Linked DNA regions of Homo sapiens: region 2 is linked to region 1. A link is a loop called in an ENCODE intact Hi-C map of the cell type or tissue named here. Cell type or tissue: IMR-90. All regions are shown on one strand. Links, peaks and the distances in the headings refer to the core of each region. The heading gives the core; the rest is flanking DNA.

Region 1 (8,313 bases), core at 1,385-6,384:
CCTAGAGATTTGTGGAATTTTGAACTTGAGAGAGATGATGTAGGGTATCTGGCAGAAGAAATTTCTAAGCAGCAAAGCATTCAAGAGGTGACTTTGATGCTGTTAAAAGCATTCAGTTTTAAAAGGTAAACAGCATAAAAGTTTGAAAAACTTGCAGCCTGACAATGCGATAGAAAAGAAAATTCCATTTTCTGAGGAGAAATTCAAGCTGGCTCTAGAAATTTGCATAAGTAATGAGGATCCCAATGTTAATCTCCAAGACAATGGGGAAAATGTCTCCAGGGCATGTCAGAAGTCTTCATGGCAGCCCATCCCATAACAGGCCCGGAGGCCTAGGAGGAAAAAGTGGTTTCATGGGCCGGGCCAAGGGTCCCCAAGCTGTGTGCAGCCTAGGGACTTGGTGCCCTGTGTCCCAGTCACTCCAGCCATGGCTGAATGGAAACAACATAGAGCTCGGGCTGTGGCTTCAGATGGTACAAGCCCCAAGCCTTGGCAATTTCTACATGGTGTTGCACTTGTGCATGCACAGAAGTCAAGAATGGAGGTTTGGGAACCTCTGCCTAGATTTCAGATGTACGGAAACGCCTGGATACCCAGGCAAAAGTTTGCTGCAGGGGCAGGGCTCTCATGCAGAACCTCTGCTAGGGCAGTGCAGAATGGAAATGTGGGGTTGGAGCCCCTGCACAGAGTCCCTACTGGGGCCCTGCCTAGTGGACCTGTGAGAAGAGGGCTAGCATCCTTCAGACCCCAGAATGGTAGATCCACTGACAGCTTGTACCATGCTCCTGGAAAAGCTACAGATAGTCAATGTCAGCCTGTGAAAGCAGCTGGGAGGGAGGCTGTACCCTGCAAAGCCACAAGGGCAGAGCTACCCAAGACCATGGGAACCCACCTTTTGTATCAGTGTGACCTGCATGTGAGACATGGAGTCAAAGAAGATCATTTTGGAGCTTTAAGATTTGACTGCCTTGCTGGATTTCAGACTTGCATGCACCCTATAAGCCCCTACCCCCACCCCCACTTTTTTTTTTTTTTTTGAGATGGAGTCTCACTCTGTTGACCAGGCTGGAGTGCAGTGGCATGATCTTGGCTCACTACAACCTCTGCCTCCTGGGTTCAAGTGATTCTCCTGCCTCAGCCTCCCAAATAGCTGGGACTACAGGTGCACGCCACCATGCCCGGCTAATTTTTGTATTTTTTAGTAGAGATGGGGTTTCACCATATTGGCCAGGCTGGTCTTGAACTCCTGACCTCATGATCTGCCCATCTCAGCCTCCCAAAGTGCTGGGATTACATGCGTGAGCCACCATGCCCAGCCAGCCCTTTTGTTTTAGCTTTTTTTTCCCATTTGGAATGGTTGTATTTACCCAATGTCTGTATCCCCATTGTATTTAGGAAATAACTAGCTTGCTTTTGATTTTACAGGCTCATAGGTGGAAGGGACTTGACTTGTCTCAGATGAGACTTTGGACTGTGGACTTTGAGTTAATGCTTAAATGAATTACGACTTTGGGGGACTGTTGGGAAGGCATAATTGGTTTTGAAATGTGAGGACATGAGACTTGGCAGGAGCCAGGGGTGGAATGATATGGTTTGACTTTGTGACCCCACCCATATCTCATCTTGAATTGTACTCCCATAATTCCCACATGTTGTGGGAGGGACCTGGTGGGAGATAATTGAATCATGGGCATAGTTTCCCCCATACTGTTCTCGTGGTAGTGAATAAGTCTCATGAGATCTGATGGTTTTATCAGGGGTTTTCACTCTTGTGTCTTCCTCATTCTCTCTTTGCCTGCTGCCATCGGTGTAAGATGGGACTTGCTCCTCCTTGTCTTCTGCCATGATTGTGAGGCATCCCCAGCCATGTGGAACTGTAAGTCCAATTAAACCTTTCTTCTGTAAATTGCCCAGTCTTGGGTATGTCTTTATCAGCAGTGTGAAAATGGACTACTACACTAGCTTCATTCCAATAATATATAGAAATGTTTCTTTTATATAGCTTTCTTTACTTTTGCCTCTTTTTGTGGTATGTTATATACACACAAATTAATGCTACAAACCCAGCAATACATTTTACTTAACCATGTCTTCATATACATAGCCTATTATAGCTTTGCTCCCACCCACTTGAGTGATGTTATTGGCAAAAATATTATGCACAGATTACATTTTATATATTATAGGCCCAACAATATATTTTATACATATTATTTTATACAACTGCATTTCAAATCAACTAAGAAAAAAAGAACAAATATGCATTAATAGTGTCAATTACATAACTACCTTTTCTGGTGCCCTTTGTGTGGATTTAAATGACCATTTCAGGTCATTTTGTTTTTTTTTTTGTTTGTTTCTGTTTTTTTTGTTTTTGTTTTTTTCCTGAGACAGAGTCTTGCCCTGTCACCCAGGCTAGAGTGCAATGGTGCGATCTCGGCTCACTGCAACCTCTGCCTCCTGGGTTCAAGCAATTCTCCTGCCTCAGCCTCCCAAGTAGGTGGGATTACAGGTGCCCGCCACCACGCCCAGCTAATTTTTTGTATCTTTAGTACAGACAGAGTTTCACCATGTTGGTTAGGCTGGTCTTGAACTCCTGACCTCGTGATCCACCTGCCTCGACCTCCCAAAGTGCTGGGATTACAGGCGTGAGCCACCGTGCCCAGCCTGGTCATTTCATTTTCAACCTGAAGAATTTCCTTTAGTGTTTCTTCTGACGTGGGCCTGCTTGCAACTTTGGAGTTGCAATGAATTGTTTATCTTGCAATGAATTGTGTTTATCTAGGAAAGTATTTTTCCTTCATTTCGACAATAGCTTTGCTGGGGATGGAATTATTGATAGTTGTTTTTCCTTAGAGCACTTTGAAATGATAACCCACTGCCATATGGTCTCTATTGTTTTTGCTGAGAAGCTGTTAATCTTATTGGGGCTGTCTTTGTAAGAGATGTGTATTATACTTTTATTCCTGCTGCTTTCAAGATTTTTTCCTTGTCTTTGACTTTCAGAATTTGATGTGTCTATCTGTTGGTCTCTTTGTGGTCATCCTGCTTGAAATTTGTTCAGCTTCCTGGATGTATAGATTATTGTATTCTAATAGTTTTCAGCCATTATGTATTTGAATATTTTTCCTACCTTCTGTGTCATTAAGTGCACATTGCTGCACTTAATGGTGTTCCACATTTCTCTGAGGCTCTATTTTCTTCATTGCCTTTTCTCTCTGTTTTTACATAATCTCTACAATCTGTCTTCAAATTCACCTATTCTCTCTTCTGCCAGTTCAAACCTACTGTTAAGCCCCCTGGTGAATTTTAAAATTTCAGTTATTGCACTTTCTAACTCCAGAATTGCCACATGGTTCTTTAAACATTTCTCTCTCTCTCTATATATATATATCTCAATTATATATACACACACACATAATTTCAACTTTTATTTTAGATATACGGGGTACACATGTGTGGGTTTGTTACATGGGTATATTGCACCCAGGTAGCGAGCACAGTACCCAATAGGTAGTTTTTCAACCCACTCCCACCTCCTCACCCCAGCAGTCCACAGTGTCTATTGTTCCCATGTTTATGTCCATGTGTGCTCAATGTTGAACACCCCCTTATAAGTGAGAACATGCGGTATTTGGTTTTCTGTTCCTGTTAGTTTGCTTAGGAGATATTCTTTATTTGATGAGACACTGTCATAATGTTTACTTCTTTAATCTTTTGTTTAGTTCTGTGAATATATTTATTTATAATGGGTACTTTAATTTTTGGTTAAATCTGACATCTGATCACTCTCACAGGCAGTTTTTGCTGCCTGCTTTATTTCCAGTGTATGAGTCACACTGTTTCTTTGCATGCCTCATACATTTTTGTTGGAAACTGGACATTTTAAATAACATACTGTAGTTACTCTACTAGTTCACCTCCCTCTGGTTTGGTTATTATTATTTGCTTAAGCTTAGTGCCTGGATGGATTATTTTAGTGAAGTCTATCCTTCCCTAATCCCAACAGCGTTGTTTCTCAAGTTCTTCCTCAGGGAGGCACAGCTTTTGGTATGCCCCAGAAATCCTGCGTACTCTCGCGCACTTTTTCCTCTTGACCATATACCCTGTTGTTCAACTCCACTAATTGCTGGCTTACTGTTCTATTGTTTACACTAGTGTAGTCTTTGCAGTCTCACCCTTAAAAGCAGCCTGCCCTGAATCCTTTCTCTCAGGGTGTACTGTCTATCCTGCACTTAACTTTCAAAATATTCTTTCTCCTTTACAATAAATTACTCTATGTTGCACTTCTTTTGCTGTGTGTCTCGAGCTCTCTAGTTTAAACTTCTCATGCTCTTTTTTTAAAAGTCAGTTCCTTTGGAAAGAGATTAAGAGCTACCTGTTTTGTTTTCATCCTACCTCATTTGCAGGCAAAAATCTCTGAGCCAGGGATCTGGAGCTAGAGGTGGGGACAATGGCAAGCTTGAGTTGGCATTCTAGCTCTAGAAGCTGAGTGCAATGGAAGGGGGCAGTAGCCTGAGATCCTCTTGGCTTGCTTTTCCTGGGGTAGAATCCTACTTCACGAGCCAGAGAGTTATCAAGGCCCCAGCAATCTCAGCACATGTGTTCAAGGTTTTGTGGCCTGGTGGGGAGAAGACGGCTCTCACCTGGCCACACTGACCCAGGACTTAGTGCTAGCAAAAGGCAGTTGAAGGCAGGACAAGAATCACTACAGTCTCGCTCCTTTCGGGAAAAAAATTTCTGGCTGGGAGATGGTGGGATAAGGAACCCAGCGTTTTTGGCTGCGTTAGTCTGCTTGCTGAGCTTGGAGGTGGAAGTGAGTAGTCAGTCTTGGTTCAAACTACCACAGATTCTCATCTTCCTTACTGAATTTTTGTAAATGTTCTTGAATAGATGTTTCTTCATTGCCATTTGTCCTCAGGACCATTTCCAGAAGTTTTAAATGGTTGTTTTTAATATTTTTCACCAGTTTCACAGTATGAAAATTAAACATTCAATTTTTTTACTAAAATGTATTATTTGAAAATTCTATACTAAAAATACAATGGAATTAACCCCATCAATTTCATAATGACTATAAAGTAATCAAGTCACAGAGCCAAAGTATAGACAGTTTAGAAGACTGAACTTTCCTTAGCACTAATATTTAACAATAGGAGCCAATTTCACTTAAAATAATCTGAATGTTATATATGCAACAAATTTTAGTCTCTGTAAAGAATCTTATACCAAAAACCCTATAAAAATGTTAAGTAAATTGAGCCTATTTTTACCATAGGCCTGGCCAAATGTACACATGAAAACTGATGAACGTAATGTGCAAAAAGGCTTGGAGAGAGTTTTATTTCAGTTACTTCAAAATACAAGTAGGCTATTATTTTCCTTTGGAAGAAGAAACCAGAAAAAAAACTTCCTGATTGTAACATTGTGACAAATTTCAGATTATATAACACATAACACAGGATAAATGGCTGTAGCATTAATTTTTTTCTCCAGTTACATTCCTTTATACTAAAAGACTAGTATTAAATCTTAGAAGAAAATTTCAATTGTTCTTACGTGTTACATATTAAACACAAAAGCAATTTATTATTATTTGGTACAACATGAACCTCAGTATTTGCTCAAATGTAGAAAAGGATTCCTTAATATGCTGAGAAATATCCTTAGATAAATCCAACTGTGAAAATATAGAAAAACTCCTTACTGTAATTACTGGGAACCACAAAGTTAATTTTTACAGGGTAGAAAAACTCCACAAAAATGGAGATTCATACTTAAAAACCTTCTTTTACTGATAGAACATTCTTTCTGGTATTATAAAATGAACAAAAGTGTACAGATATGGGCTTGGGGCTAGATAATATCCATAGAACTCGCCATTTTAAGCAATAAAAATTGGCATGTGGGTGCATGCCTGTAATCCCTGCTACTTAGGAGGCCAAGGCAGGAAGACTGCTTGAACCCAGGAGTTCAAGACTAGCCTGGGCAATGTAGTGAGGCCACTGTCGCTCAAGGGAAAAAAAGACATGTTTTTAAACACACTTCTAATAAAAAGAATTTTTAAAACCAACTTTTTTGCTTCTAGATAGTCTCAATGCCTTGGATTTAAAACATGACTCCTTCTTGATACAATGAATTATAAAAGCAAACTAGTTCCACATATTAATTATACGTTCAAGTCTAGTTCCTAAAAAGTCATTTCTCTTTAACCTTTCTTACCTATCAATCAATCATTTTCATATAATCTAATGTCTAAGGACTCCAAATATTGGTACGGGGTGAGTATCCCTAATCTAAAAGTCAGAAACAAGAAATGTTCCAAAATTCAAAACATTTGAGCGCAGATATGACACATAAGGGAAATGCTCATTGAAGCATTTCCAATTTCTAATGAAAGATTTTTGGATTAGGGATGCTAAATTGGTAAATATAATGCAAATATTCCAAAATAATAATTTAAAAACCCCACAAAAAACCAAAATCCAAAACACTTCAGGTCCCAACCATTTTGAATAAGGGATACTCAACCTGTAGTACCATGGGAGCCAATCTTCCCCACAGCTAATTCTGTAATTACCATTTTGTTTCTTCTGTAACAACAAACAGTTTAAATAATTTCCAATTATAAAGATAGATAGGTTAACATCATCATCGTTTTTTAACAAGATAACTTTTATGAAGCTTCCAATTTTAAAAAAGAAAAACACTTATCTATTCAGTAGGGAAGAAACAATCTTATTTATTAATGGCCTGCATATTTAGAAAGGGTTTAAAAACACATACATTTCCTGGGACACAAACTTACTTACCAAATGTATGTCCTTACAAAATAACTTCACAGATCAATAGTCTTGAACTTACACAAAGACATATATATGACATACATTAGGTTAATATACATTTCAAATGTTTTTGCAGCAACTTTCTACCAGAAAGTACACTAATGTGAGAATGTATGTTCTCTTTAACCCCTTAAAAATAGTAATAAAAAATTACAAAATAATGTAAATGTAAAATTAAGGCTGAGACTACATATTCTAGTATTAATAAAGTCAAACAAACAATAGTTATAAAACTTGGTGCTGCTGAATATTTTATATATATATATTTATATATATATATATATATACACACACACACACACACAGGATAAGTCTTTTGAAATTTGAAATGCTACCACTGTCACAAGTTCACTCATTGATTTAATGTTGTTCTGGGTATCTTAACATTTCAATTCCCAAATACCTGTGCTTTTAAAATTTTTATCCTGAATTCTGCATTGAGTTTCCTCACATATTTACAATTAAACATCTAGCCTCTAGAACCTCCCTTACACAAAAGACAAAACATCTTTGTTAAATAAATTCACGCAAAAGTAATAAAAAGGTTTTCAAGAAATAGTTCTGACATGTTCATTATATTTATACTGAAAAATAGTACATGTACTTTTCTTCAGGATTAATAAATGCCATGTGCCAGTTTTACAGTCACTGCCACATTAGCACATTTTCCTCTTACACATTTGCAAGGTAGTGACAACCAAAGGGCATAATGTCTGGAATAATTCCAGTAAATCCATAATGTCCAGTAAGATTCATAAAATTGAATGGTTGTTTCCAGTCCCATCTGAATCGAAATGGAAATTCATGCCCAGGTACTTGTATTGTCCCCAGAAATACTCAGTCTGGTAAGTCACCCTCTTGGTCTTCTGAAACAGAGATGCAGAAAGCAGGGCATTCTTACTGAGACCAATGGCCTCTTCTCTCTGTCACCTCTCATACATCTGTTTTGGTTATAATCCTGGTCAAAGGGGAAAGAAAAAAAAGTTTTATGTACCAAAGGTTTCCTTTCCCTGAATTCCCTCATCACACCTGAATGCTTAAATATCCAATGAAACCATATTCTTTTAAATATAATTCTTGGTATAAACAGATTTAATTAAATCCTTATATATAATCATTTCCTTCACATGTATGCAAAACAAGCCCCCAAATAAAAGTAGTTAACACACACACAGTATATAACATATATAAGTAATTTGTATCACAGTGCTTTGAAATGGTATTATCTCAGACCTAAATTCTGCAGATTTTTCCTTTCACCCCCTTTTCCTTAAATGAACTTATTATTTTAAGAACAGGAATTATAATGCTTATTACAGAAAAGTAACAAAGACAAGCAAAATAAAACATTTAATATTCATAATCTCATTCATGTAGAGATGAACACAGTGAGCACCTTGACATATATAGCTACAGATTTTAAAAATTCAGGTATATGTAAATATTTTCTAATAGTTCCCTGAACTAT
Region 2 (7,406 bases), core at 564-5,563, 96 kb before region 1:
CAGCACTTTGGGAGGCCGACGCGGCCGGATCACTTGAGCCCCCAAATTCGAGACCAGCCTGACCAAGATGGCGAAACCTCATCTCTTCCAAATATCCAAAAAAAAAAAACAAAAAAACAAAAATTAGCCCGGGGTAGTGGAGCGCACCTGTAATCCCAGCTACTCGGGAGGCTGAGGCAGGAGAATCACTTGAACCCAGGAGGTGGAGGTTGCAGGGAGCCGAGATCGCCCGCTGCACTCCAGCCTCACTAAGCTGGGGAGAAGGGCAGTGGAGGTGGTTGATGGGTTCAAAAATATAGTTAGACAGAGTTAATAAGATCTAGTATCTGATAGCACAACAGGGTGACTGCAGTCAGCAATTATCTTTTGCACATTTTTAAATAAAAGAGTAGAATTGGAATGTCTGTAAAGAAATGGCACATGCTTTGGGTAATAGATACCCTATTACCCCGATTATTATACACTGCATGCCTGTATCAAAATACCTCATGTACCCCATATATATATATATCTACTCTGTACACATAACAACTAAAAATTAAAAAAATAAAACTAAGATAAATATGGCAGATCAAATACATGCCCCCCCCCCGCCCCACCCACAGAGGCAGGTTGCCAGAACACCCTGAGAGAGGCAGTTTCTCCAACAGCCTTTCCTGACCAATGTTCCATGAGAGAAGCCCAAGAGAAAACAATTTGAGTGATTACTCTCTCAGTTTTCCCTGAGGATGATACAGAGCTAATTCCATTCTAGATACAGAGAAGTTAGTTCACGCCATACAATAGAATGGCATCAGGATTTACATCTCTTTAGAACCCTGGTTGAGAAAGGCTGGGTTAGACAGAGAAACTGAGGCAGAGGGATTGAAAAACATGCAGATACCAGCTACAGTGGAAGATAGGAGTAAGATACCAGTCTAAAAACACTAAGCGAAAGTCTGCTCCCTGAATAAGGAGGCTCACAGTCCCCATCCTCTGCTAAGCTCCCAGCCACTTGCTTATACCTCTAGCTGGATATAGGAGGATTCTTCAAATTGACCCTATGATGCCCACAGTCGTGAAACTCTATCTAGTGTCTCCCCATTAAATGTGAACCAAAGTCAAAATCACCTGACATATGAGGAAAGCCGCCTGTGTGAACGACAGGGACCAAAGCAAGCCACACCAACTAAAGAAAAGGAACTCTAAAGAGACAGACACAGTGCAAGAAAATAAACACATCCTACCCTCAGAGAAGTAGAAGATACTGCATCCAAGATGCAAGAATTGATTGCTATACAAAAGGGATAGTCAGAGAATAAGGGTGAGCCTTTGCTGATTAAAAAGGCACTTGCCAAAACCAGAGATTTCCATGAAAGGGTTGGTAGATAAAAATCAAGGAAATCTTTCAGAAGGTAGAACATGATGACGAAATGATGATCAATAGGAAGGAAATCATAAGAAAATTAAAGGGTCAACCTAGGAAGTCCTTCCAGAAAAAAAGAAATCAGAAAAACTGGTATGTAGGGGTAATGGGATGGTAAGGAGAGAATTATCAAATAAACACACAACTTCCCAGAACTGAAGAAAATGAAAGATGCCAGCACAATTACTGAATAAGAGGAATAAACCAAGCCACATTCAGAACACTGAAGATAAAAAGGAGATATTACAAACTTTCAAGGGAAAAAATATAAAAAGTGACTGCAAATCAGGAAGGCATCACCAGGCTTCTCAACAGTATTGGAAACTAGAAGAGAAGGGAACAATGTCATCAAACAATGCTAGAATGTAATTGTCAACCTTGAAATCTGTACCCAGCAAAAATACCCATCAATTACAAGAGTAGAATAAAGATATTTTTAGACAGGCAATATTTAAAAAATTATAAAATGCCATCTCTCACGCACCCTTTCTTAAAAAGGTATTGGGAAATGTGCACTACTGAAACAAGGGAGTAAACCATGAAAAAGCAACAGAGAGTAAAAGAAAGGGGAGAGAGGCTAAAGACTTTTCTAGGATAGTAGTGAAGGCAGGCTCAGATTGAAAGCCTTATTGCAAAAGTCTAGAAAATAACCAGTCCAGGTTAGATCAGAAAGAGCAAGAATTCCAGGAGGGAGGTCAATTTTTAAAAAAAATGGAACTGACAAATGATCTGATACTTTTTATGATGTAGAAAATTGTATTAAGAGGCTGTTGAAGGGTAGGAAGACTCCAAAATAGATACATAGGATATAAGCAACACTACTACCAATTAAGAGAAAAGTAAAAAGGAAAGCAACACAACCTTAGAGAGCTATTGAGCTCAGCATAGCATAGATGTTGCATATTGACTGTAGGATAACTCTGTTGGGAATTGGGAGGAAGGGGGGGTCAATATACAATGTCTAAAGCTGATAAATCAATTTAGAAATACGGAGGTAAGTACCAAAGAAAAGAAACAGCTGGAAGATTTACATGTGGCTGCCTCTGGGGCGTGGGAAGAAGGATGGGGAAGGGAACAGGGGAGCTGGTTTTCATTATGAGCTTCTTAGTGTTATTTTACTTATTTTTATAAAATATAATTGTAGAAGACACTGACGGCCTGTTTCTGCCCTTTCCCCTCTAATCCAAGCACACTTGAGTTGACTCCTCATCTTTCTTTTCTTTCCTCCTCTCTGGACACCGTCTCCCTGGCTCAGAAGCTGGCCTGCCTCCCAGGGCACACGCCTCTGCCTGAGCCCCAGCCCCACCCTCCCTCCTCTTCTTGGATCAGCTCCATCTGACATCACTCCTCTCTCTTCTCAACCTCTCTTTCCTTCCTCCCCACTAGTTTCTTCCTTTTAGCCCAAGCGTATGTCTCTCTATCTAAAACTCAGGGGAAAACAGAATTTTCCTCTGTCCTTCAACCCTCGATAAGTTAGTCAGCAAAGCATCTTAAAATGGCAAAGCACAGGCCACCCAAACTGGCCCTTATTTTCTCCCCTGTCCTCACCAACCCGTCAAATCACCCTTTTCCTCTGAAATCCGCCCTTGTTCTCCCTCATCCAGGCACAGAGTCCTGTTTCACTCTTCCTTCTCCTTTGGTCTCCCCCTCCTGCTCCTTCACACACAAATTTGTTGCTAAGCCCAGCTGATTCTAATTTGGAAATATTGCTTGGATCCTTCATTCACACCTTTTCCAGAATGCTCTTAGAAAGCATTCTAATCATATTATTTTTTGCTCAAAAATCTTCCATTGTTCTCCACTTCTCGTAAAAATCAAACTGACTCTCTCCGGCCTGACGTTCTGAGTCCCCCGCCTCCTTTGGCTGCCATCAGTATGCTCACTGGTACCCAGCTCTCATGTGACTTCCCTGGCTTCGTGCCTTTACCATGTGCACCCCTGAAATGGCCTCTTCCAGCACCCTCACTGAGACAAACGGCACCCACTCCTGAAGTCGCAGTTCAAAACCACCTCTTCCATGAAGCCTTCTTGGATTGGCCCAGCAGGCTTGAACAGTCCTGCCTCTGCACCAGGAAACAACATGAACCTCTGGGGGCTCTTTCTGTGGTTCAGACCTTTCCTCTCTGGCTGACTGATGAGTACTTGAGCATCTTAATTCTCTGCCATCCCCAGGGCCTAGCACAAGGCCTGGTAACTGACATTGAACAATTTAAGTATTGGGTGAATAAAAGAAGGCTCAACCTATCTATGACAGGCGCTATGGGCCATGCACCCTAATTCCTGCCAGCCATTAAGTTGGGAACCCTAATTTTGCCAAAAATAATTGCCATTCTGGGGTCCTAACAAGGCAGTTCTGATACCTATAGGACAGTGATCATTCTGTCTTTTACTATAATCCATTTTAATATATCCATTACACCCTCAACACCCAGACTTGTTACACTAGTGGAAGGCAGAGGAAAAAGAATGAACTAAGATATTCCTTGAGCCAGATATCCTCAGTGGATCTCCTTGGGGAGTCCGTGCATGAGTGCCGTGGATGGCTGAAGGCTCCAAAGCAGCCCGCCACATCATAGCAGAGACAGTCATGAAAAAGCGACGTCTCACTGGGATGGGTGCCCCCAGCCCTGGCCTCTCCTAGCTCTGGCTTAGTCCACAGCATCACGTGGGGTGCCGAACGCACACATTTATGACCAAGTCCTAACAAAGGCTGGATAGCACTCTGCTCATTCTGGAAAGAGACCTCTCCAGCAGCCGACTGCTTTCTGAACTGAACATGTGTTTCTAATTCAAGAACAGACCATTTGAAATGAATTCTTCATAAGAGCCAAGGTTGCTCCTCATGTGTTTTAACTCCTGAGGAATGATAGGGACAGACCAGCCACACTGCACCAGGCCTGCCTGACACTCCGCACGGGTCGGGTAGGGTCACAGCCTCACCATGGGTGAACCTGACGTGTAGGGATTAAAGGCCATTCCCTCTCCTCGAAAGCTCCTATTAAAAGTCAATTTCAAAACCAAACATCAATTTCAACTTTTATTAAAACAAAGACTTTCCTAAGAAAATCCCCAATAATTCATGGGGCTGATGTGCTAAAAACGAGTGTCTTCCCCCTGAACTAACACCCTCGCTCATTACAGGAGTCAGGGGTTGCCTGCTGTCTCCAGGAAGCCCTGCTTTCTGCAAGAGCCCTGAGCAGCTGGGCTGCAGGAGGAGACCTGGGGAAAGGGTTGGCCCTGTTCTTGGCAACTAAGGGGTGTCTTGTCACAGAGAAGAGGCTGTTGGAGAAAGCCTGGCCTTAGCTGTTAGAGCCTGTGGTTGAGACTCGGCTGTGGGAAAGCCACTGAAACCTTGTCCATGCAACGGGCTCAACCTGCAGTGCCCTCCTGTCATCCAGGCAGAAATTGATGCCAATCAGACCAAGCAATGGATGTGGGTGTGCCCTTTTAATGCCCCGCTATTTGTAAAACACTGTGCAAATGTTAAGTGTAATTCATCAGAAGTCCAGTGAAGGTGAAATCTGATCTCCCTGCCATCCAGAAGGTATACCTGCTGACCAAATGCTGAAACTGGAGAAGTATTTTAAAGATGCTGATCAAGACTTCAGACTTTTTTTTAAAAAAAGCATCAAAGTGCTGACATACAGAATGCTAGGCGGATGGATGGAAGATGCTTTCACAGTTGACTGCTCTGCTGAGTGGCAAAGCTCTAGTTCCTGGGAAATAACCCCATACCATCACGGACTGAAGCATGAGAAATGCTGGACTCATCAGAAAATTCAGAGAAACTGTCGCTTGTGGTGCTAAATGGGCCCGGGGTGAGCTTAGATAAAGGGGCTTTTTCGAAGAAACAGTTGGTCTCCCCTGCGGGACAGGAGGGCAGGCCACCAAGGTGGCTCACAAGTAGGCATGTAAAAGTATCCCTGGGGCTGAGAAGGCAAACATGCATTCCCTGGAATAGTTCTACTCCAAGTCGATGTCCATCTCAACACTGCTTTTGAGCTGGGCACTGTGGCTCATGCCTGCAATCCCAGTACATTAGGAGGCTGCAGTGGGAGGATTGCTTGAGGCCAAGAGTTCAAGACCAGCCTTTCAACATAGCCAGACTCTGTCTCGACAAAAAATTTTAAAAAGTAGCTGGGCATGGTAATGTGTGCTTGTAGTTCTGGCTATTCAGGAGGCTGACGCAGGAGGATAGCATGAGCCCAGGAGTTCAAGGCTGTAGTGAGATATAATCACACCACTGTACTCCAGCCTGGGCAACAGAGCAAGACCCTGTCTCAAAAATAAATGAGTAAATAAATAAATGAATGAATGAATGCTGTTTTTGAATTTGGTTTGAATGAAAAAAAAAACCCTCAAGCTTATAAGAGGGAGCACTGTGTTGGTTGTTAAGGCAGAAGGGACCATATTGACACCAAAATAATAAGAATCCAGACATAAGAATGGTGAAACTCGTGGGATAGGGCTAAATATAGAAAATGCGTCTAAATTTCTGCAAAGTACAAACTCGTGGATGTTGAAATATAAATACAGCTTTAGTCATGTGTGCTAAAATCTGTGGCAATACATTTGAGCTGGAAAGTAATTTGCTATCACAGAACCCCGACAGAGAAGGCACTCACTCAGCTGAGCATCAGCAGCTCTTGGAATTTTTAAATTTTTTTTAGAAATTCACAAGCTGGGCCGCGCGCGGTGGCTCACGCCTGTAATCCCAGCACTTTGGGAGGCTGAGGTGGATGGATCACCTGAGGTCAGGAGTTTGAAACCAGCCTGGCCAACATGGTGAAACCCTGTCTCTACTAAAAATACAAAATTAGTGGGTCGTGGTGGTGGGCGCCTGTAATCCCAGCTATTCGGGTGGCTGAGGCAGGAGAATTGCTTGAACCCAGGAGGCAGAGGTTGCAGTGAGCCGAGATTGTGCCACTGCACTCCAGCCTGGGTGACAGAGCAAGACTCCGCTGAAAAAAAATAAAATAGCAAGAAAGAAATTCACAAGCTGTTTCTAAAATTTATATGGAAGCGCATAGGAGGATCTATACTGCTTGATTTTAAGACTCACTATAAAGCTAAATGAGTAAGCCACCAGGAGAGACCTCAAAAACTGGAACAGAATCGAGTCCGTAAGTGGGCTCACACAAAGCTGACTTCTATTGGTGGCGCAGTGTCAGTCAGTGGTTCATTCTGTGTCCTCCCTCCCCCCCACCTCCTCTTTCTTTTTGGGCACAGCTTACCTGGGGTGGGTAGATCCCTCTGCCTCTGGGGTAGCCTTCAATTTCCAGGACTAGAGCTAGCGGTTTTTTTTAGTTATAAATTTAATTACAAATTCCTGGCCCTCACCTCATCCCTGCTGCTGAGCAGCGATCTCCTGAGTGAGCCGAGGAGTTTTTTGTTTTTGTTTTTTTTAAAGATCCCAGAGGCATTTATGCATGCAGCTCTGGGAAAGCTCCATTCTCCGAACACTGCAGCTCTAAGTTCAAGGCTAAGATGCAGTAGAGCAGCTGCGGTTTACACGAACCAAAGGGCATCGTAGAAACCTGGTGCCTACAGGATAAAGGGGGCGAGTTGTCAGGAGTTCCCTATGGCCTGAATATAAGCAATTTATTGAGCCTTTATATGTTTATAAAACTCTAAGTCCATCATGCTACCTTGGGCCTAAACTCTCCCCAAACTCAGCTGATTTTGAGTTGGGGCAAAGGGGTCAGAATGTTGGCATCAGGCAGTGCCCTGGCCAGGCTTTCTGGTTAAATAGTTATTTGACAAGGCTGTGCTTTTTCATTCTTATAGCTTAACTCAATAAAAATAGTACGCTTAAACCTGCAGCACTCCTAAAAGAAACGCTATGATGAAAATTACTCAGAGACATGAGCAGAAAGGGGTGGGAGAGCAGAAAAAGGAAGTGATGCCATTATCTCTAGTGTGCTGAGATCTAAGAGACATCTGTCTCTACTTGGAAGCGTGACATCTGGAAAGAGAAGTCCCCTGCACACAGCTACGTCCC

Evidence for each region. Peaks named below come from ENCODE experiments on the same cell type or tissue, not always from the same donor. Only the 100,000 strongest peaks of a DNase experiment are listed, where the experiment ranks them.
Region 2: a loop joins it to region 1, with 2.3 times the contacts of the local background. A loop is called at or near these places in 17 of 110 quality-filtered maps.

What each region holds. Positions count from the first base shown.
Region 1 is chr18:2,802,018-2,810,330 of GRCh38, reverse strand. It overlaps SMCHD1 (structural maintenance of chromosomes flexible hinge domain containing 1), which reads right to left. Exons shown (of 48, transcript NM_015295.3): 48 at 5,314-7,803. The coding sequence ends at 7,779. Among named protein-coding and RNA genes, the nearest start is that of EMILIN2, 41 kb to the left of the region's middle. In IMR-90, for the core only: no CTCF peak of the experiment used is centred there; a DNase peak (open chromatin) is centred at 3,870; H3K27ac peaks cover 821 bases.
Region 2 is chr18:2,898,487-2,905,892 of GRCh38, reverse strand. The region is part of intron 4 of EMILIN2 (elastin microfibril interfacer 2); the gene reads right to left. Among named protein-coding and RNA genes, the nearest start is that of EMILIN2, 55 kb to the right of the region's middle. In IMR-90, for the core only: no CTCF peak of the experiment used is centred there; a DNase peak (open chromatin) is centred at 2,712; H3K27me3 peaks cover 952 bases.